Regions from separate parts of the Homo sapiens genome. Here all the other regions are linked to region 1. Evidence: chromatin loops called from intact Hi-C (ENCODE). Cell type or tissue: heart right ventricle. All regions are shown on one strand. Each heading gives the region's core, and the rest is flanking DNA. Links, peaks and the distances in the headings are about the cores only.

The links. Hi-C counts contacts between places; a loop is a spot of excess contacts. Peaks named below come from ENCODE experiments on the same cell type or tissue, not always from the same donor. Only the 100,000 strongest peaks of a DNase experiment are listed, where the experiment ranks them.
Region 2: it touches region 1 in a loop (12-fold over the local background); 96 of 110 quality-filtered maps call a loop at or near these places.
Region 3: it touches region 1 in a loop (2.8-fold over the local background); 31 of 110 quality-filtered maps call a loop at or near these places.

What each region holds. Positions count from the first base shown.
Region 1 is chr5:68,455,984-68,464,671 of GRCh38, forward strand. The region is part of intron 3 of LOC105379013 (a long non-coding RNA gene); the gene reads right to left. Among named protein-coding and RNA genes, the nearest start is that of PIK3R1, 240 kb to the left of the region's middle. In heart right ventricle, for the core only: CTCF peaks have their summits at 4,380 (motif pointing left) and 4,589; no DNase peak of the experiment used is centred there; H3K27ac peaks cover 517 bases.
Region 2 is chr5:68,284,147-68,289,146 of GRCh38, forward strand. All of the region lies in intron 7 of PIK3R1 (phosphoinositide-3-kinase regulatory subunit 1), which reads left to right. Among named protein-coding and RNA genes, the nearest start is that of PIK3R1, 71 kb to the left of the region's middle. RefSeq lists a silencer at 4,307-4,406. In heart right ventricle, for the core only: a CTCF peak has its summit at 2,352 (motif pointing right); DNase peaks (open chromatin) are centred at 4,155 and 4,838; H3K4me3 peaks cover 1,585 bases; H3K27ac peaks cover 4,861 bases.
Region 3 is chr5:68,958,977-68,967,664 of GRCh38, forward strand. LOC107984116 (a long non-coding RNA gene) reads right to left here. Exons shown (of 3, transcript XR_001742709.2): 2 at 2,893-3,187; 3 at 1,564-1,650. Among named protein-coding and RNA genes, the nearest start is that of LINC02198, 67 kb to the right of the region's middle. In heart right ventricle, for the core only: a CTCF peak has its summit at 4,092 (motif pointing left); a DNase peak (open chromatin) is centred at 4,085; H3K27ac peaks cover 915 bases.

The sequences.
Region 1 (8,688 bases), core at 1,631-6,630:
TAAGTTCTGAGTGTTTTCTCCCGGAAATCTAAATCTTGGGAAGAAAAGACAGAAAGATGGTCTTACCATCCTCACTTGACGGGATTCTGAGCAGAAATCTGGGAACCTGGCTGCTAAGAAATTTATCTTTGTCAGCATAGTCAGAGATCCTGACATCTTAGCTGCACTTTCTGGAGGAGCAGAGAGTCCCAGCCATCCCATCCTCATCACCAAAATTATTGGGAGAAAACTTTTCCTCATCCAATTTAGTTCCAGTGGTTGAAGGCCCATGAGTTAACTGACAATAGACAGATTAACAGGAGAAAAGATAGGCGATTTACACATACACAGGAGTTCTCAGAGATAATAACTCACTCAATAGCCTGAGATTAAAGGGTTCATATACAAAATTTAACAAAGGGTAGAGGGGTTAGGGCTTCAATAAGAAGGTATGGAAGGTTCTGTTGAGGTTTTTGATGCTAATAGCAATGGACACTCTGTCTCCCTGGCAGCGAAATTCCAGGAAACCCCCTCAGATGGGGGTTAATGGCAGCAGTATTTTCGGGAGGCCCTGCTTTAGTCAGGTAAGTGCAGTCGAGATAACACTTTTTTCTGTATCTTCTTTAGCTCAAATGTTCTCACTTCAAAAATCTTTATGCCAGCTCCAGGGATTTGAATGAATCCCCACAAGACTCAAGACATATATCATCTCAAGAACTTTCAAAAAGGAAAACTTCCTGGTTCCTTTCTAGGGCAAATTTTGAGATGGACAATATTTCTATGACATGCTTGAGAGCTTCAGGAAGGCTCAGTGAAGTTCCTGGTGACAGAGACATCACTGCCTAATACAAATGCACTGTGGGGTTACGGATAAGGTCTCTGCCCAGGATGACATCATCCTGGGCCTCATTCCAGTACTGTAAGCTGTGACTTCTGTGCCCAGAGTGAGGACTGCTGTTTAACTTCGTTAGGTTCTCAAGATACAAAGCCTGCTACTTACCTTCAGAAAATCATTGCACAATATTTCAAGAGTGAAGTCATATCAGGTTTCTTTTTTCTGTTTACTTTTGCCTTTCACTCATCACAAACAGGATAAAAGGTAGACCGTTTATATTTTTGGGTCACAAATTGATCTTATAACTCCAAACACTGACTTCCAGGGAAATTTTGTTACCAGTGGAAATATCTAGACGAAAAGGTGAAATTCAAAGTGCTAATTTCAAGAGGCAGTATCTTTTATAAGTAATATGAATTCGTGCTATTTGTCTATAAGGAAAACATGCTTCCTGTTCAGTAAAGTCATTTTCACAACCTCAGGAATGCTGCCATTATTAAGATAGTTAACAGCATCTTCTAAAAAAATTGTGGACTCAGGTTCATCATTTCAAACAGCTGATACACAATACACAATGTAGAAATTAAAGATAACTTGGCCAGGTGCGGTGGCTCACATCTGCAATCCCAGCTACTCGGGAGGCTGAGGTAGGAGAATCGCCTGACACCCGGGAGGCCAAGGCTGCAGTGAGCCGTGATTGCGCCACTGCATTCCAGCCTGGGCAACAGAGCAAGACCCTGTCTTAAAAAAAATAACCGAGCCACCAAGTGATCCTATCTTAGGAGATGGAAACCCCCATCATAAGAAGAGTAGGTAAATGTCTGCAGTCTAGCCTCTGGGAATGAAATTTCTTAAGGACGGGCTTCATGGATTTGGGGCTCATGAACCTGCAAGAACACTGGCAATCAAGAGAGTAAAAACATAACCAGAAGGGTTCAGAGTTTGGGAAGCTTCTTCGTAGCACTAACTGAGATATTGCTAATTAGTGGCTCTCCAAAATATTATTAAAATAATCTGTTGATTCTGGACAGTCTTTATTAGGGGAGGAGGCTGTCCTGTGCATTATAGGATGTTTAGCAGCATTCCTGACTTCTACCCTCTAGATGCCAGGAGCAGCCCCAGTCATGACAACCAGAAATGTTGCCAGACATGGCCAAATATCCCCTGGGAGGCAAAATCATCCCCAGTTGAGAACTGATGGCTTAAAGTTAATGGAGAACACTATTTACAAAAAATCTCACTAGAGTCTCGGGGTGCAGGTAGGGGATGGAGCAAAGTTGGGAGTATTTTTGAGATTGTGAAGTCTGGATTTTTTCCAATGTGTATCTTTTAGTGTGAGAGCCAGGGAGCCCTGGCTGGGGTCTAGTGAGGACCATAATCTAATCACTTAGAATGGGCAAACACAAGATGAAGATTTTGAGGGCAAAGACTCGGAAATGCTCAAATTTTAAAATTTTCCTTGAATGCTTTCTATTGACGAGTTGATGTGTCTTTGGGGAAATTCCTGGAATGAACAATACAGTTATTTGTAACTGTTATCTTCTTGAGGAAGAGTTTTCTGGAACAGTAAAGTTATGCTGATGAAGATCCTGGAATAGTAAAATCATGTTAACGTAGACTGTGTGGATATAAATACGTTTTAGATCTCAGTGAATTCCTTAAGTTCCTTGATTTTTTGCCCCTGCCCTTTTGCCCGTTATTACCACATTCAGAAAAGCCAATAAAATACAAAAAAAAAAAAAAAGAGACTAAAGAGGCAGCAGGAAGAAGGAGGGGCTCGGATGTTGCTGCTGGGCTCCATCCTGGCTTCACCACACTGACACCTGCATGACCTGGGTGAGCAACATACTTTCTCCAAACCTCAGCCTCTCCATCAATATATGGAAGTTGATAATAGTGACTCCTTCATCAAGTTGTGGTAGAGTTTGAATGAAATAATACATGACCAGTGCCCTAGACATACTATGCACTCAGTGGGTATAAATCAACTGTGTAAAACTAGGAAAACATGCCATCACTATGGTGCTTCTATGCTTAGACCAACATGCCTTTGGGGACTGCCTCATTCTTTCTGAAAACTAAGCAAATACTGGGTTTAAAAGGAAGCAGAAGTGTTGTCTCTGCACCCTAGAAATATTGTGTAGGGAGAGGTGGCTAACTCTCCTAAATCCTTCCACCCATGTTTTTAACTGAGCATGCTCTTGGATCACCACTAAAATGCATGGGGGAATTTAGGCTGTAATTTAGTAATGCCACTGTTTATAAAAGTAGAGGAACAATGAGAACACCATGGCATTAGTTTGGAGTAGGTTAAAAATTACTTTTCTGAAGCTTATCTACTAGAATGTTTATCTAAGCTATTTTTCATGGGACGTTTTAAAGACAATACCTTCCTTCAATAGCCATGACCTTGAATTCATTACATGGTGGAATTCTACTGCTTACTCTCTCCTAATTCTGAAAGCCAGCCATATTCTTCAAGTGGGAGACTCATTTGTACAGTGCCAGGTGCTGATCTAGGCACTTCATATGAACTTTCTCCTTTAATCCTCAGTCTGTAAGGTAAATACCGTGATGAGAAATCTGATACTCAGAGTCAAGCAATACAGTGAGGAGACCCAGCTGACACACAAGTGGAGGCAGAATTTAAGCCTTGTCTAGTGGGCTCCAAAGTCGATGGTTCTACTGCAGCATGTTACCACCTACATGTCTATTTCTCAAAACAGCAACAAACAGAAAAACCCTAAGATAACACATCAAACATCCTAGTCATGGTTTTACAGAGTCTGGGTCCATATGCAGTATTTGAACAGATAAACTGGTTTCTAGTATGTTGGCAAGGAAGGGGCAATCTTGCAAGGTGGATAGATCTAATCTGATTGTAAGGTGACTGAAATAACCAGACACCAGCCTCAGGGAGCCTCATTGCCAGTCCAGTTGTTTGCCTAATTTTAACCAGTGAATGAAGTAGATCCAATCCATTGGTTGACACTTAACTGCTGTTGATGGGGCTGAGAGGAAGAAAAACAAGTCCGTCCCCTCTCTTATATACCATCCTGTCCCCCAGTGCAATCTGAGTGCCGTGTAAATTTGGCAAAGGGATGTTTAGACAGCAAAGGTTATCAACAAAATGGTTATGGGCCAAGGGAATTTCACTGAATAACCCTGTGGCTGGGAGTGACACTGGAATTAATTGTCTCCTAGTGTCCTGAAGAGTAGGCTTCCTAGGATGGTCTCCTTTTTTATGGTGGTGGTAATCTTTTTATTATTTTTCACGGTGGGTGATTCATTAAAAGAACAACTAAATGCAATTCAATTTCTAGGCCTTTGTAAGGTTTTTGGGTTTGGTTTTTGTTTTTTAACATGAACCAGAGTTCTTTTTTCCATCTCAGCTCTGTGAAAATGCCAACTGTGTGATTCTGAGCAAGTCGCCTAATCTCACTAGGGCTCAGTTTCTTCTCTGTAAGAGAGGGATCCACTATGTGACCCCTAAGGTCCTTTCTTGCTTTTAAGTCAAACTGATTCAGATGTTATTAACTGACTAGTGCCCTCTACAGGCAACTTCCTCCACCGTGTAAGAATCCAGGAAGAGGATATTTGCAAAATTCTCTTATTATATTTAATGTTGTGACTTAGTGTGCAACATAATATTTTGTTATGTAATGAACCATGCTGTGAAGCAAATAAAAATGTTAGACTTCATCTAGACCTAATTTTACAGATAAAGAATATAAGGACCACCATGGCTGGGAACTTTTCCAGTTCCTTTGGGATAAGGCTGGGGCTTGGTTACAAATCCCTGATATTCAGCTTAATAGTGTCCAGTGGTGACCTTTCTAGTCTTTTATGGTTTTCTTCAAAACTCTCTTTCCTTCACTTCTCAGATAACATTGGAACTCCGCATTTTCTAAATTTTCTATGTACTTACTATCCTTAACAGTTGATGAACTGTGGATTTTTCCACTAGAGTGGGAAATGGCTGTGTAGAAGTTGCCTGGTAATGATGTGAGCACCTCCTGTGAGGGTTACTTTCTTGCAACCTTTCCTGCTACTGATGTGAAGGTCCTTTACTGACATTGCTAGTGGAAAATGTATGCATGCTCAATATCTGATTGATTCACTTTTAGTTCAAGGACTGCAAAAATTTTTAATCCTTCATGCGGAGACCTACTCAGAAGTTGGGACACATTATTCATTTCTAAGGTGGAGGACGTAGAAAAAATGTCCTGGACAGCTTTCAGTGAAAATCTGGGTCTGCTTAAGCCTGCTTTAAAATTTTCTAAAATGAATTCATGTTTTAATTTTTATTATTACAAAAGCAGCATTTGTGCCTTGTCGAAAGTTATAAATTCAGATAAAGAAAAATAAGAAAACGATAGCACCATATTCCTACCACCCATAGATTACCACTGTTAACACCTGTGTGTATATCCTTAAAGCTTTTTCTATGCGTGTATAAATATACATATACATATTTTTACCAAAATGAGATCATGTTGTACATGCTGTTTGTAACCTGCTTTTTTTAGTTAATGATCTCCATCTTTCCTTGCCAATAAATTTTCATCTTATCTAAAACCCAGTCTGTATTCAAATTCCTCCTGCTCGTCCCCAAAAATGTCCTTTCCAGTTGGTTTGTCCAAACCGAACTCAAACCTAGGGCCCTGCATTGCATCTAGTATTATGTCCCTTAAAGCTCTTTAATCTAGCATGGTTTCTTCCCTCCTTTTATTATTTTTTTCATGAAACTCCTTGTTGAAAAAAACAGGGAAGCTTTCTTTTGTTTTTTTCTCTTTCAGATTTTGTTCTTTACATAAACCAGATTTTTTTTTTAAAATTGCCCAACTTTTTGCTGTATCTTCACCTGCAAGAGATACTGCCTTAATGGTATGACAGATGGTCAACTGCTGAAATGTAAAGATTTTCGTCTAAAATGAAATCTGTAAACCTGCTCAAAAGCCTGGAAAACATCTCTATTTTTCTTTAAGTTTCCCCTCTGCCTGTCCCTCCAGCCCAGAACAAAGGATAATCAGTCAAAACTTGTGTCAGGCCCTATGATAAGCTATAGTGGTGAACCAAACAGCCATGGTCCCTGTCCTCATGGAGCTTATAGTCTAGGGAGGGAATCTGACCTTCAGTTAATCATTAACATTAAATGCTTAATTAGGTGATGACAAAGACAAATGCTGAAAAGGCAAAGGATAGAGTATAAGGTGTCCAGGTGTGAGAGGTGGCTCAGGAAATAAAGGGGCCTTGTCTGGTATATTACAGCAGCCTTTTCCAGAGAAATGGCATTGAGATTAGAACTGGTTAAGAAGAGAGGAAGGAGAAGACTGTTTCAGGCAGTGAAACCAGCATTTGCCAAGGTGCTGAGGTTTAGGAGTAGTTTCTAGCATGGCTGGGATAAAGGGGATTAGGGGAAAAATGGAATGAGATAAAGCTGGAAAGGAAGGCATGCAGCAGCTCATTCAGAGCTTATAGGCCATGTGAACAACTTTGGGCTTAATTATGTGGGCAAGGGGGAGCAATGAAGAGCTCTGAGATTTATATTTTACTAAGATCAGGCTGACTATTGTGTAAAGAGTATGTATTAGTTCGTTTTCACACTGCTGATAAAGACATAACAGAGACTGGGTAATTTCCAAAAGAAAGAGGTTTAATTCAACTCACAGTTCCATGTGGGTGGAGAAGCCTCACAATCATGGTGGAAGGCAAGGAGGAGCAAGTCATGGCTTACATGGATGGAGCAGGCAAAGAGAGAGAGCTTGTTCAGTGGAACCCCTCTTTTTAAAACCATCAGATCTCATAAGACTTATTCACTATCACGAGAACAGCACGAGAAAGACCTGCCCTCATGATTCGGTTACCTCCCACCAGGTCCCTCCCACAACACATGGGAATTCAAGATGAGATTTGGACAGGGACACAGCCAAACCATATCAGAGTACATGAAAGAGATAGGACTGGGCACGAATTACCAGTTAGAAGGCCACTGTGGTTGCGCCACTGAGAGATGATAGCTTGGCCTAAAGTAATGGCTGGAATGGATTGAAGAGGAGTGATTTCAGAGATATTTAGTGAATCAGCAAGTGGAACCAAAAAGACTTGAGGACTGATTGGATGAGGAGAGGTTAGGGAGAGGTAAAGGAAGGAGAGGAGCTAAGGATGATATATCTGTCAGCATTGTTTCTGTAGGGGTGATTGCAATCCCATTCAAACTGGCTTAAGCCTAAATGAAAATTTATTGATTCAAGTGAAGGAGAAGTCCTTGGGGTAGATCAGATACTTCATATATGGCTGGATCCAGGAGTTCAGATGATGTCTTCTAGAGTAGCTCTCTTTTGAATTCTTTATCTGGTGTAATGGCTTCACTCTCTGGAAAGCTCTCCTTGTGGTGGCAAAATAGCTGCTGGCAGCTCTAGGTTCACATCCTCAGAGGTTAGCAACTCCAGAAGAAGGCAACTTCTCAATAGTTTCAGGAAACTTCCTAGAATTGAGCCTTATTGGCTAGTCCTGGGTAACATGTTTACCCATGGAGCTAACAGGTAGGATTAATCTCACCTGGAGTAAAGACATTGTGAGCAGGAAAGGAAATTTGAAGAGCTATTCCCAGTACAAAGGTGAATGAGTGCTAAGTAGGCAAGAATGACAGTACTAATAAGGAGTCCAGGTAACTCTGAGGATTTTTACAGGCAAAACTGAGTGGATGGCGGAGGGATGGGGGTAGGGTTTATTCATTGAAGGAAGGGTAGAGTGTTGAGGGGAAAGATCACAAGTTCAGGTTTGCACATGTTCTTTTTGAGGCCTATTATCACATGGGGATATCAAGTGGGCAGATGGATCCATGAGTCTGATCCATGAGTATCAGTAGAAAATTCTTGGCAGTAGTTCAAGTTCCTGGAGTTATCACTGCACAGGATATGGACAGGATCATCTGAGGAGCGAGTCAGATGAGAAAAGGAAATTTAATGTCTGGGTAGAGGAAGAGGCTGCGGAGCCCAGAATAAAAGAAGGTCCTATCAGCTAGTTAGAAAGAAACCTAGCGGGAATGGTGCCATCAAAGTCAAGCCTCTGTCATGACAGTGAGTATGGAATGATTAACTATATGCCATGCCTCTGAGAGAGAAAATCAGATGCAGAAGTGTTCCTCAAATGTAGCAGCACTGAGATTGTTGGTGACCTTAGTCAGTGGAACAGGTGTCCTTAGAGCATTGGGGAAGGAAGCCAGGTTTGGTAGGTGGTGGAAGGGTGAATCAGAGTTGAAAATATGGTAAAGATTAGAAATTTACTATGAAGAAATGGAGATTGACAAAAGAATGGCAAGAGTAGGCAAAGGGGGTCTAGGAGGGGTTTTTGTTTTATGTTTTAAAAGAGACACTTGAACTTATTGAGAGGAAAGTTGGAAACACAAGCTAAAAGACAGAAGATGGGATCCACGGCATGGGTGGATGGAGAGATGTTGGAATTGAGAGGGACCATGTCCTCCACTGTACCTGGAAGCAAAAGGATGAACACAAAAGCAGGAAAGTTTGTATAGATCTCATGGCCAGAAATTGAAGTTGTTTCCATGTAATGGTTTCTATTATTTCTGTGAAGTAGGAAGTTACATTGTCTCCTTAAAGCGAGCAAGAAATCCAAGGTTTGAAGAGAACAGAGAGATTTGAAACAGAGTGTAGAAAAACAAACCAGAGGTAGAGTAGGATTTCAGAGCAGTGCCTGTGGCCCAGCAGGGGAGGAATTGGCCTCATCAGATCGGTTGGTGATTTCCCGCAGCAGTGCCCAGCAGCCTGAGCGCTCAACCTGAGAAGATGAACAGTGAGTCATTCAGATATGATGAAAGAGCACAGGAAAAAGGAGCTGATGGTAGAGTCAAA
Region 2 (5,000 bases), core at 1-5,000, 170 kb before region 1:
TGGTATGAGATTTAATGAACTGATAATTTCTCTGCTATCTATCGCATCAACTCTAGCTTTTGAGGCCTTATGGGAGCTGTCCTCATTCAGCAGGTCTGATTCCTTCAGTCCACCCATTCCTCATTAGTTGTGTGAATCCTGTCAGGCCTTTTTCCTTACTGACGCCATGTTCCCAGCCAGCAGAGCTACGGCCTCTAGGAGCCTGTAGGGGCTAAAAGGGACACTTGGGAAGTTGCCACCCTGATGTGGGTACATTGCTTGGAGGGAGAAAGGTGCCTTTGTATGAATATGTGGCTTGGTGAATGGAGCAGCCTAGATTTCATCACCACTCCTCCATCTTGCCTAGGTGCCTTTGCACAGTGCACAAAATATGCAACCATACGTCGCTGCCCCAAGCAGTGCCATCCACTTTATCTGCACTCAAGTAGGTCCTTCCCGTTTTATATGCAAGTTAAGTCGACCCATTCAGTATGTTTATGCCTTTAAGCTTCCTGTCACCTTATGTTTAACTGTCTATAGTTTTTCCTATTCATCTGCTTAATTACATTTCTAAAGGGTAGGGGTAAAGGCTTTTTCTCCTTTTGAGCTCTTCCTAGCAGAGAACTAGGTACAGCATAATAATTATCTAAATTTTTCTTTGATAAACTTCCAACTTTCAAAGAATAGTAATACATCAACACATCTAATACATCCAGCAATCCTGGGAAATAAGGATTCTCCTCATTTACAGAGGGAAGCTAAGATTTGGAAAAGGTAGGGCACAGAGTAAGCTCTCTAGACTTTGTTGATAGTTTGCTGTTCTATTTTGTTACTAAAAAGTCTTAACTTGTCGTTTGGCTTTCAATATTTTTTTCTTGAATCATTGTGTTATCTTTACCCAATTAATGCTTAGGCAGGTAAAGTAGATTTCTGTAGGCAAACCAAGGTAAAAATAAGTCTATTTAACACAGGGTGCCTTTGAATGAAACCCATTATAAGTGTATTTACATATTTCAGATTTCATGGATATATTCAGAAATATTAATGTAATATAATTGAAGTCTAATATTGCACCCTCAAGCCCAGAGTGGAAAATAAATGACTCTTTCTACCCCTTGCCCTTCTACACCTGTCAAAGTTAATTTTTAACCACTGGCACATTGCAAAACATTCATCCTGAAGAGCCTGATTCATAAATCTTGTTTTAAATGCTCTGGGCTTGGTTCTCAACCCAGACTAAAGGCAAGCACTAAGGTAGAGGGAAATGACATTCAAAGAGTTTTACTTGTCTCTGATTTAATTTTTATTGGTTTAAAATGTGGTCTGACATTAGAGGGTTGCTTCAAAGGTGAAAAATGAAACTTTGAAAAATTACATGTTTGTAGATGCGTAGAACTAAACGGGCAAGCCACACTAGGTTTTGTCAAACAATAGTTTTATTTGTGTCCTGAGAGACACAGGTATTTTGGTATGTATGTGTTTAGGAGGGGTATATAGTCAGTTTTACTTTTGTTTTCACAGTGCAGATGTCTCTTTGTCTCAAGGGACAAAGATCTGAGGGAGAATTGCAGGGGGGACTACTTTATTCTGCTAAGCAGTGGGGATGCCTTTATCAGAAACCTGGTAGAATGTGTCAGAGTTTATACATACGTAAACCTGGGCTTATTTATATACTTAAATGGATGTTTTCCTTAGCATAATGTCAGTTAAGACCAGTGGATATGGAGCAAATAATTTGAATTACCCTAAAAGGCCCTCTGTTCTAAGTTGTCTTAAGTTAAAATTATGAAGAGAGGTATTCATTTTACCCTTAGATGAAGATTTTGGTTAATTTTTGTTGTCTATTCTTTTTTTCATGGTCTTTGTTCATAAATGATGTCCAGAAAAAGAAGAAGTTTTCTAGGTTGAAAGCTGCTTGTGCAACATTTGCCACTTGATGGTGACTTGTACATATGAAATATAGTATTCAGTTTGTAACTTTTGAACAGTTTAAGGATCAAGAGACATTTTCCTAACTATATCTGCTGAGAAGTGAAACAATGGGCTGTATTTGCCTCTGAAATGAGTTTTACGAAACTTTGAGGAAAGGGAGAATGATACATATTGTTTTAAAGAATCCAGAAGGTAAAGTTAGTTTTCCAGTGTGTCTAGGCCTTTGAGGTCCCAGAGAAATGCTGACATTAAAATAAAAGTTTTCCTACAACACTAGCAGCTTCGTGAAAACTGTACTTTTGATTTACTAATTAGTGAGTCATATAGATCAAGTGACAGTAATACAATTATGTACATTAGTTGGTGTCAAATTTGGACATACGAAATATACAGAAAGTTGATGGTTTTCTCCCAAAGCAGGAATTACTGATTCAGTTCTACCAGCAGAGGGCTCCCTTTTTTAAGCTAATAAAGAACATGTGTCTTGCAGATCACTTTTTAAACACTAAAATTCAACGGGAAAAAGATTCAGCTCACACTTTCCTAATATAATAGGACCTCTTTGGTAGATGATTGTACATATTGTGAGAAATTTGTTTAAGGCAAAGTTTTTCCAATCTATTTCAAGACTTTCTATACGTTGAGAGAGTACTGCTTTCCAGTGGCTTATTTTCTTCTGAAACAGAAAATATACTGGTGGACTTAACAGAGCATTTTAATCTTAGAAGGTTTTGACATGAAACATCATGTGAATCCAGACAGGTATGCTTAGGAGACTGATGTTTCCAATGTTTCTAGCTTTAGAAAGGCTATTTTTAAAAGTAGGGCAAGATTATGCAGCTCAGGATGCAAGGGTATTCTCTGAACTAACCATATGTCCCTATGATCAGATGGCAGATTCACTTATAGACTGTTATTTCCATTGGGAAAGTTTTTCAATATTATATCAGTTGCACTAAAGGAAAGTTTGTAAAATCACTTTCATTGTGGGTTTAACAGCACTTTCCAGATATTTCAAGTAACCCTGAAGCTAGTTGCTGCTGTTGGCCTGTGTGGACTTTATGTGACCACTGGATCACTTTCCCATGCAGAGTATGAGGGTATTATTGAAAGAACCTATGTCTTCAAAGGGAATGAAATGTTTTGTTTTAATTTAAGCAAGCTAAAAATAGAAAACAGAAAAAACCAGAGTTTTGTTAGGGGTGTGAAATTTTTTGCATGTGGCTTAAAAGATTAACTTCAGTTTTGTCCATTTTTTTTTACGTTCTCTAGCAAAGGGAAGTGAGGAGCAGGGACAATGGGTAGAGAAGGGCATTTGAAACCATCAGAAGATTGGGTTCTAGTCTTAGGGCTATAATCTTCTGTAAACCACTTCACCTCCCTGGGTCAGATTTCGTTTTCCCCTCTATGGCATGCAGGAATTGATTGAAGTGAACTCTAAATTACTTTCTGGTGTAAAGTTTGGTGATTTCCCTGGATAACCTTAAAGCTATCTATGCTCATGCAACTGAAAATTTTCTTAGATCAAATTTTAATTAAATAGTAGTCAGTAATCCCAAGTCTGGTCCATTGCCACTTTCTCAAATAAAGGGCAAACATCCGCTTAGAAAGGTATGCCCTTCTCTGCCCTTCTATCCTTTACCCCATTAGCTGGCACATAAACCTAATGCAGAGACACCTTTTAATTAGCAGGTCATATGGCCATTTAAATGCGAGTTGCAATCGACCTCATAAAAATAGCCGCAGTGTTGTTTTATTCTGAATCGTCACATGATCATGGAGTATAGTATGCATATGGTGTGGGGTTTAATATTCGTCCGAGGATGCCCTCCTACTACTTACTATTGAACATTTTTGTAATCTCCTCCCTGCCCGAGTTGCTCACAAGGGCTTTCCTGTTACACCTGCAGGGCTGTCTGTGCTGGTGTGTGGGAGGAGGTGCAAGAGGTGGACACGAGCGAGGCGCTGTGTTCTGGGTTGTTCCAAGAGGTTCAGGCCTTTACAAGTGAGGCTTTGATTCTATTTTTTGCTGAACTAGCTCAGCCACTTCCTGTGTTTGGCTGTGCATAGTGCCTCGCTTCACTGTCGGCTACTTGAGCCCCGCGAGCCAGCCAGCGCGCTCAGCAGCCAGTGAGACTATTTTAGGTCCCCTCACAATGGCCTTCTCATTTCCCAGGCGAAAATGAGCAAGTTGGTCTTGCATTGGCCACTTGTCAGCCGATGACAACTTTGACTTGGGCTCCCCTCCCCCTCCCGAAATCCCTAGCTCAGCAAATATTTGAACCTGCCCAAGTTAATCATGAAGCTGCGATCTTTATCTAAGGGAGACGTGCGAGCGCCTGGGCTCCTTTCCTCCCCGATACAGTAGCGAAATCCAGTTGGCTTCTCAATGAGGAGCCGGCAGTGAGCGGCGGTGGCCCGGACGCACTGCCGGGCGGGGCGTGGGGCGGAGGGACGAGCCGAGCCGAGCCAAGCGGAGCTGGGCCACTGTGCACGCCCGGAGGGTCCTGGCGGCGCCCCCGCTCCTGCGCGCACTCTCGGCGCCGGACACGAGCACTGCCTGCCGGGAACAGGCTGGGGGGAGGTGCGGGGGCTTGGCCCACTTGGTGGAAGAACAGCTTTGGGGATTTTTTTTTTTTCATTGTCGGATACAGGCATTTCAAAGGGAAACCGTTGAAATGCATAACCTGCAAAGTAAGTTGCCTTGAATTTGTGCACTTCTCTGTTCCTTATCTGAGCGGTGCCTTTCTGTAGTTTGTCTTGGAGTACGTGTGTGTGCGTGCGCCCCTGTAAGCGCTGCCTGGGGAGGACAGATGGGAGATTAGGGGAGACACTCCCCCTGTCCTCGAGGGGGACAGTGGCTGGGAAAGATAGGGTTTAGGTTGGAATTTCAGTAAGAAGGTACTAATTACAACGTGCTTGGTTGGAAGTTGGTGCCAGGCCAGGGCTTGGAGAGACCATGGGAAAATCACCTGTCTCCCTGCCTTCTCCCTGAGTTAGTTTGCCACAGAAGATCCAACAGCCAGACTGGTTTGCACCGACGGTTCCCAAATGCATGGACTGGCACTCTGGGCTGTTACACCCGCCAC
Region 3 (8,688 bases), core at 1,592-6,591, 500 kb after region 1:
AAAACTTAAAACAGCCTTGCCTGTTCCTACAGCTGGGAAGGTTTTGAGTTTCATTATTTAAAAGCTACCAACTCAACAGGCCCGGTGACTCACACCTGTAATCCCAGCACTTTGGGAGGCCAAGGCAGGCAGATCACCTGAGGTCGGGAGTTCGAGGCTAGCCTGACCAACATGGAGAAACCCCCGTCTCTACTAAAAAATACAAAAAAATTAGCTGGGTGTGGTGGCACATGCCTGTAATCCCAGCTACTCGGGAGGCTGAGGCGGGAGAATCGCTTGAACCCAGGAGGCGGAGGTCGTGGTGAGCCAAGATCATGCATTGCACTCCAGCCTGGGCAACAAGAGTGAAACTCTGTCTAAAAAAAAAAAAACAACTACCAACCCCTGCCTCTACGTAATCTTTTTTTCTAAAATGTTCCCCCATCTCCTCAGTATTGATGTGTTCAGAGGCTCTGGGCTTTCTTTTGACCTGAGTAATAGTAATGATTGGTCATGCCAGAGCTGTACTTCATCAGTGGGTTTTTTAAAATAATATTTTAAAAATAATACTACCTCCCCAGTTATTTAAAAGTAACCATGCCCTTGTTCTCACTCATAGGTGGGAATTGAACAATGAGAACACTTGGACACAGGAAGGGGAATATCACACACCGGGGCTTGTCGTGGGGTGGGGGGAGGGGGGAGGGATAGCATTAGGAGATATACCTAATGTAAATGACGAGTTAATGGGTGCAGCACACCAACATGGAGCATGTATACATATGTAACAAACCTGCATGTTGTGCACATGTACCCTAGAACATAAAGTATAATTTAAAAAAAAGAAAAGAAAAAAATTTAAAAATTAAATATAAAAAAATAAAAAAATTAAAGTAACCATGCCTTACATTTAATTCTTTTAATTTTGGTCTATTTTTTAATAAACCTAATAAGCTGCTTCAAAGATATGCAAGAACTCTTAGAAATAACTACCACTTATTGTATATATACTAGATGTCAATATAGTATACAATAGACGCTAAGCCAATTATATATTTGGTCTCATGACACACAACCCTATGAACTAGATGCTACTATTTCTTTTCTTTAGGCCTGAAAACTGATGTTCTGAGAATTTAAATAAATGTAGCCAAGATCACAGTAGTTGAAGTGTTGGAGGAAGCATTCAAACACAATTCTGTCTGCATTCAGAGCCTGCCGTCTTAATTACGAACTTTTCCTACCAGCTAAGGGAAAGGCAGTGTAGGGACAAACAACAATACTTCTACTATCTTGAGTTTAACAATCTTGCAGTAAGTGAGGTAGTAACTCCCAGGTGTGGTCCCTGAAACAGCAACATCATCATCCCCCAGCAAAGTTGTTCAAACTGCAAAATTTAGGGCCCACCTCAGACTTTAAAAATCAGAAACCCTGGAGATGGAACCCAGCAATCTGTGTTTCAAGACACACGCTTAAGTTTGAGAACCCATAAACTAAGCATCTGTATTAGTCCATTCTCACACTGCTATAAAGAACTACCTGAGCTTGGGTAATTTATGAAGAAAAGGGGTTTAATTGACTCACAGTTCCACAGTTTTAACGGCAAGCATGACTGGGAGGCCTCAGGAAACTTACAATCATGGTGGAAGGTGAAGCGGAGGCAAGCAGCTTCTTCACATGGTCACAGGAGAGAAAGAGAGAGAAAAGGGGAAGTTCCACACACTTTTAAACCCTCAGATCTCTTGATAACTCACTCACTATTACAAGAACAGCAAGGGAGAAATCTACCCCCATAATCCAACCACCTCCCACCAAGCCCCTCCTCCAATTCAACGTGAGATTTGGGCGGGGATACAAATTCAAATCATATCAGCATCAGTGTGAATACTTTGGAAATGGATCAATCACAACTGCTTTTTTAAACATTCATTTCTTGAATAATTCTTTTTCAGTAGAAACTTGCACATAATTTTATTCTAACTCCAGAGAGATTTGAACAAACATTGTTGCCACATGCTTGACAGGTGTGTAACATTGTGAGTGGAAAAGAAGTAATCAAGAGAAAACCATTTCTCAAAATCCTGTGAGGTAACCTAGTACAACTGACTTTAAAAGCAGTGTAACAGGTGTTTCTGAGTTTTACAAGATGAAGAGTTATCTAAGTTAGTTATATAATACCTAGTGAGTTCCCAGTAGTCTCCTCCCTGTCTGTGCAAAATTACAAGGAACGGCGTTGAAAAGCACCTGTAGGGCTCATTTGACGAGCCTGCCTCACCCTTCCTCTTCGCTCTGTGCTGCTTCTTTCTCTAATCAAAATAAGACAGGGGCCGGGCATGGTGGCTCACGCCTGTAATCCTAACACTTTGAGATGCTGAGGCAAGTGGATTGCTTGAGCCCAGGAGTTCAAGACCTGCTTGGGTAACATGGTGAAATACTGCCTCTACAAAAAATACAAAAAAATTGGCTGGGTGTAGTGCTGTGTGCTGTAGTCCCAGCTACTCAGGAGGCTGAGGTGCAATGATCACTTGACCTGGGGAAGTCAAGTCTGCAGTGAGCCGTGATCGGGCCAGTGCACTCCAGCCTGGGAGAGAGAGTGAGACCCCATCTCAAAAAATAAAACATAAAAAAAAATTAAGACCGAGAGGCCAGCTTTGGTCTGGGTGACACTACCAGTTTGGGGTCTTCCACTCCCTCTAGCTGGAGAACCTCTGGGCAATCGCCCAGTGTGCAGGTGCTCTGTGCACCTGCCCTAATGACTCAGGTCTGGGAATGGACCATTTTCCAAGAGGCAGGCTCTACATTCAGTTTCTCAAAACCCTTGTGTCTTCCATTTCCTTGAAGTTTGTTCAATATTAGCCTAGGTGTGCCCTGAATAAAAGAAAATAGAAATTCATGGCATCATTTTGTCTTTACCTGAAAAAGAAAAACGATTTGAGTTGGTTTTCAAACAGGGCCAGAGGTCAGAAGTCGAAGGGCAACTTCCTTGCTGGGGCTGAGTCAGTGACTTCAACCTTCTCAGACCAGGGTTCAGCTGTGCACACCCTGCTTCCTGCAGGGAAGGAGTTGTTCTGGTAGAAAACAGTTTGGATTCTACAGGCCAGTGGTGCAATTCCAGCTCAGGAAATTGCTAGCTCCGAAGCAGTTGTTCCTCCGTGTCTGACTTTGGGCGATGTATTTCACATTCTTCAGCCTGGTTTCCTGAACTGCACTGTTTGGGATGGAAAGGGCAGGAATATCAACCCAATGAGAATGGAGAGAAGTAGGACTCAGTGGCCTAACCTCACTAGACTACCTCAGGAAATGCTAAATTAATGTCAGCACTGCCGGCTGGGCATGGTGCCTCACAGCTGTAATCTCAACACTCTGGGAGGCTGAGGCAGGTGGATCGCTTGAGCCCAGGAGTTCAAGACTAACCTGGGCAACATACTGAAATCCCGCCTCTGCAGAAAATACAAAAATAGCCAGGCATAGTGGCATGTGCCTGTAGTCCCAGCTTCTCAGGAGGCTGGGGTGGGAGGATTGTTTGAGGTAGAGGTTGCAGTAAGCTGAGATGGCGCCCCTGCACTCCAGCCTGGGTGACAGAGTGAGACTCTGTCCTTAAAAAAAAAAGTGTTGGGGTAGGGGGGTGGTCAGTGCTTTTCCTCTTCCCCTTGAAAGTAATGAGACAGATTTTCACCTGACTTTTTGGGAACACTAACCTGAAAGAGCAGTCACCAGGGGTCATATAAACAGGGTTTACGGCCCGATCATCTCACAAGCATATCCCAGAAAACTGGGATATATGTGTGTGGTTTCTAATCTTGAAACACAGGACAAGGCCAGGATGCCTCATACACTGAAGAAGGGAAAAACTATAATCCCTGGTTCTGGATCAAGTCACAGGCTTTCTCCTCAGACCTCTGGGGAATGCTGGACTCTCTTCCTCTCCACAACACCCCACACATAAACACACTCAAAACACAGACAAATTCAGTATTCAGCTAATCCCTAAATATTCAAGGGAGCGACACACCAATCCACTGCAGAGAAGAGAAACACCACACTCGGTGCCCGGCTGTGAAGTTTAAAACCTTTCCCGGAGACATTTGTATTTTTCCCAAAAGGAGAGAGCCCTCTGCTGGTGAATGGACACCGTGCTGGGGAAGGGTGACCGGACTGTCCACGTTAAGTCACCCTTACCGGCTGTTTGCTCCTTTTCAGGCAGCAAATGTGTAAGTTATTACCAACTGGCTAAGTTTTCATCCGTGGCAGGAACAAATTCCAGTATTATTTAATGAATGTTGATGGTACAAAGCCCAAATCCCATAAAACCCTCTTGGCTGGACTGATTACAGTTTACTACAGCAAAAAGCGGGGAAAAAGAGAGGATACAAGAACTTTTTTCGGCTCTTCCATAGTTCATGGATAATCTCCTCGAAATGTTTCATGCAGACGGCTCTGCCCAGTATTTGGGCTGTAAAAACATCGTGTCAGACAGTTTGGAAGACGTTGTAAACAACCTAAATGTCCGTCAAAAGAAAATGAGTAGGTGAGTTATGGTGGATCCAAACAACGGAATACTATGCAGCTTTAAAAAAAATAGTGAGGAAGTTCATTCGGTAAGAATATAGAAAGATCGCCACATCGTTATGTTTGTGAAGGAAAAGCATAGAAACAATATGCATAATACACTGTCATTTGTGTAAGAAGGAGGAGATATGTTTGTGTTTGCTTCTACATGCATGAAGTATTTCTTACTTTTTTTTTTTTTTAACAGAGTCTTGCTCTGTCACCTGGGCTGAAGTGCAGTGGGGCCATCTTGGCTCTCTGCAAGCTCCACCTCCCGGGTTCACGCCATTCTCCTGCCTCAGCCTCCCAAGTAGCTGGGACTACAGGCACCTGCCACCACACCCGGCTAAATTTTTTTTTGTATTTTTAGTAGAGACGGGGTTTCACCGTGTTAGCCAGGATGGTCTCGATCTACTGACCTTGTGATCCGCCCGCCTCGGCCTCCCAAAGTGCTGGGATTACAGCATGAAGTATTTCTAAAAGTTTGCCCAAAGAATTAATTCCAGTGGTTACATGTTTATAGGGGTGTGAGAACTGCAGGAATGGAGGACACAGGTGAGAAGAAACGTTCCACTTTGTTATATATTTCGACCTTTGATGTGACTATTTTAATCAAACATTAAGTCGTTTTTAAATGACAGCCAGAATGGGCATGAAGTTTCCTTTTACCCAACACTTTGATAACAATTAACATTTATTTAGCACTTACTATGTGCCAGGCAACATGCTAAACGCCTTAGGTGCATTAACTCATTTATTTAACCCTCACAACTACCCTATAAGGTAGGAACTATTCCTGTCATCCACATTCCAGAGACAAGGAAACTAAGGGACAGAGAGGTTATTGGCCCAGGTTCACACAGAGAAGGCCTCTCAGCAGGCTGACTCCAGATTTCTGCACCAACACCGTTCTATGCAGCTGCTCCAGAGAAAGTGTCTCCAACACAGTAAAGCTGATATCAGAGAATATTGTTGGCTAAAATTCCAGGAATCCTGAAGTTTGGAGAAATCCTTTACTAGTGGTCTCAAACATGAGATTTCCTTTGATTAGACAAACGTACACCATTATTCACAAACATACACTCATAGATTCTCACAATTCAAACATGCATACATTCTCACATTCACACATACTCACACATCCTAAACTCACACACACATCCTCTCACGCAGTCACACTCATATATCTCACACAAATTCACACTCACATCCTCTCACACACATTCACACTCACATCCTCTCACACACACATCCTCTCTCACACACACTCATCCTCTTACACACACATCATCTCACACACTCACACACATCCTCACACAGTCACACACATACATCCTCTCACGCACTCACTCTCATACATCCTCTCACACACACATCGTCCACATACACATCCTCTCACACACGCACACACATCCTCTCACACACATACACACATCCTCTCACACACATACACATACCTCCTCACACACACACATTCTCTGACACATACACATACCTCCTCCCACACACACACACATCCTCACACACATCTTCTCACACACTCACACACATCTTTTCACACACATCCTCTCACACACATCCTCACACACACATACATCCTCACATACACACATACATCCTCTCACACTCACACACATCCTTTCACACACACATCCTCTCACACATTCACACACACAATCCTCTCACACTCACAGTCATACATCCTCTCACACACACACATCCTCATACACACACATCCTCTCACACACACATACCTCCTCTCACACACACACATCCTTTCACAGACACATCCTCTCACACACACACGTCTTCTCACACACTCACACATCCTCACACACACATACATCCTCACATACACACTCATACATCCTCTCACACACTCACACACATCTCTCACACACATCCTTACACACACATATCCTCTCACACACACATCCTCTCACACACATATACATTCCTTCTCTCACACACCCTCTCACACACTGACACATCCTCTCACACATCCTCACACACACATCCTCACACACACTCACATCCTCTCACACACACATACATTCACACAGTGACACACACATCCTCTCACACACATCCTCTCACACACTCACACACATCCTCTCACACACACACATCTTCTCACACACATATATCCTCTCACACACATTCATACATCTTCTAACACTCTCACACACATCCTCACTCACACTCATACATCCTCACACACATACATCCTCTCACACACACATCCTTTCACACACACATCCTCTCACACATTCACACACACAATCCTCTCACACACTCACAGTCATACATCCTCTCACACACACACATCCTCATACACACACATCCTCTCACACACATACACATACCTCCTCTCACACACACACATCCTTTCACAGACACATCCTCACACACACACGTCTTCTCACACACTCACACACACATCCTCTCACATACACACACATCTTCTCACACACACATCCTCTCACACACTCATGCATCCTCTCAAACACACACACATCCTCTCAAACACTCACACACCTCTCACACATTCACACACATCCTCTCACACACACACATCCTCTCACACACACACACATGCCCTCTCACACACACACATCCGCTCACACACACACCCACTCACACTTACACATCCTCTCACACACTGACACATTCCCACATACACTCATACCCACTCCCACACCCACTTGCCAACTCAAACACACCCTCACACCTTCTCTGGCTCCAGCCTACCCTCTCCTCTCTCCCGCCCCACACAGCCCCAGAGCGTTGGTCCTGGTACACTCCAGTCCAAGGATTCCTGGGCCTCTCTCAGGCCCACTCTCCCTTTGCCAATCTCAGGATCTCCTCTCCATGCATCAGCCTCTCCTGACTAAAATGTGGGCGTCCGTATTTCTGTTCCACACAACCCACTTCTACCTCCTAAACGTGCTCCACACACATTTGCACAAAGAACTAATAACACTGGTTACTATCATTAGTGCTCCATGCTACCCAATTCCAGCTTTATTTCTCCTGACAACAAAGACTTTCTCTTCCTCAGGACCTTAAGAGGGAAAGATTGTTTTTCCATTCTACTTATACTTTCAGCTTCTCTGCTTGCATAGTGAATGAAGAATTTCATGCAATTTCATTTTTGACAAGAAAGAGTTACAACCTTCCATCTATCTTAGGACAAGCTGCAGCGCATCTCCTCCCGGTGCTGGAGGACGCACAAACACTGTGAGACCAACATTTTGTTCTGCCAACAAGCCATTTAGTGTCCCTGGAGCACTGACCTGCAAATATGCTAGATGCAAAACCATTTAAAAGGGAGAATGAGATATAGCATTTGACACATGCACTTTTCATTTTTGGGGAGGGGTTGGCTTTACAACATAACAATTCTTGAACATTTTACTGCGGCCCCAAACTCCCTGTTGCTCTGCTGTTTCAAATTCTGAAGGCCGAAAATCTATGTCTATGTCTATGTCTATGTCTGTGTTGTACATTATTTTATTATATAGTGGCTGTAAAAGGATATCAAGGCCAGGCATAGTGGCTCACACCTATAATCTCAGCACTTTGGGAGGCCAAGGCAGGCAGATGGCTTGAGATGGCTTGGGCCCAGGAGTTTGACACCAGCCTGAGCAACACAGCAAGACCCTGTCTCTAATTTCTCTAATTTTTTTTTTTTTTTTTTTGAGATAGAGTTTCACTCTTGTTGCCCAGGCTGGAGTGCAATGGCACAATCTCGGCTCACCGCAACCTCCGCCTCCCGGGTTCAAGCAATTCTCCAGCCTCAGCCTCCCGAGTAGCTGGGATTACAGGCATGTGCCACCATGCCTGGCTAATTTTGTATAATTTTTTAGTAGAGACAGGGTTTCTCCATATTTGTCAGGCTGGTTTCAAACTCCTGACCTCAGGTGATCCGCCCGCCCGGCCTCCCAAAGTGCTGGGATTACAAGCGTGAGCCACCATGCCCCGCCCTGTCTCTAATTTTTTAAAAAAAAGAATATCAAAATGCCAGAATGCCAGGTATTCATCTGGAATTGTTCCATTTATAATGATTATTAACATTAAAAAGTACTCTTAAGTCCATTAAAAGTTCATCATCTCATTTAATGTCCCTCTGTAACATTGATGTTATTGTTCCCATTTTAC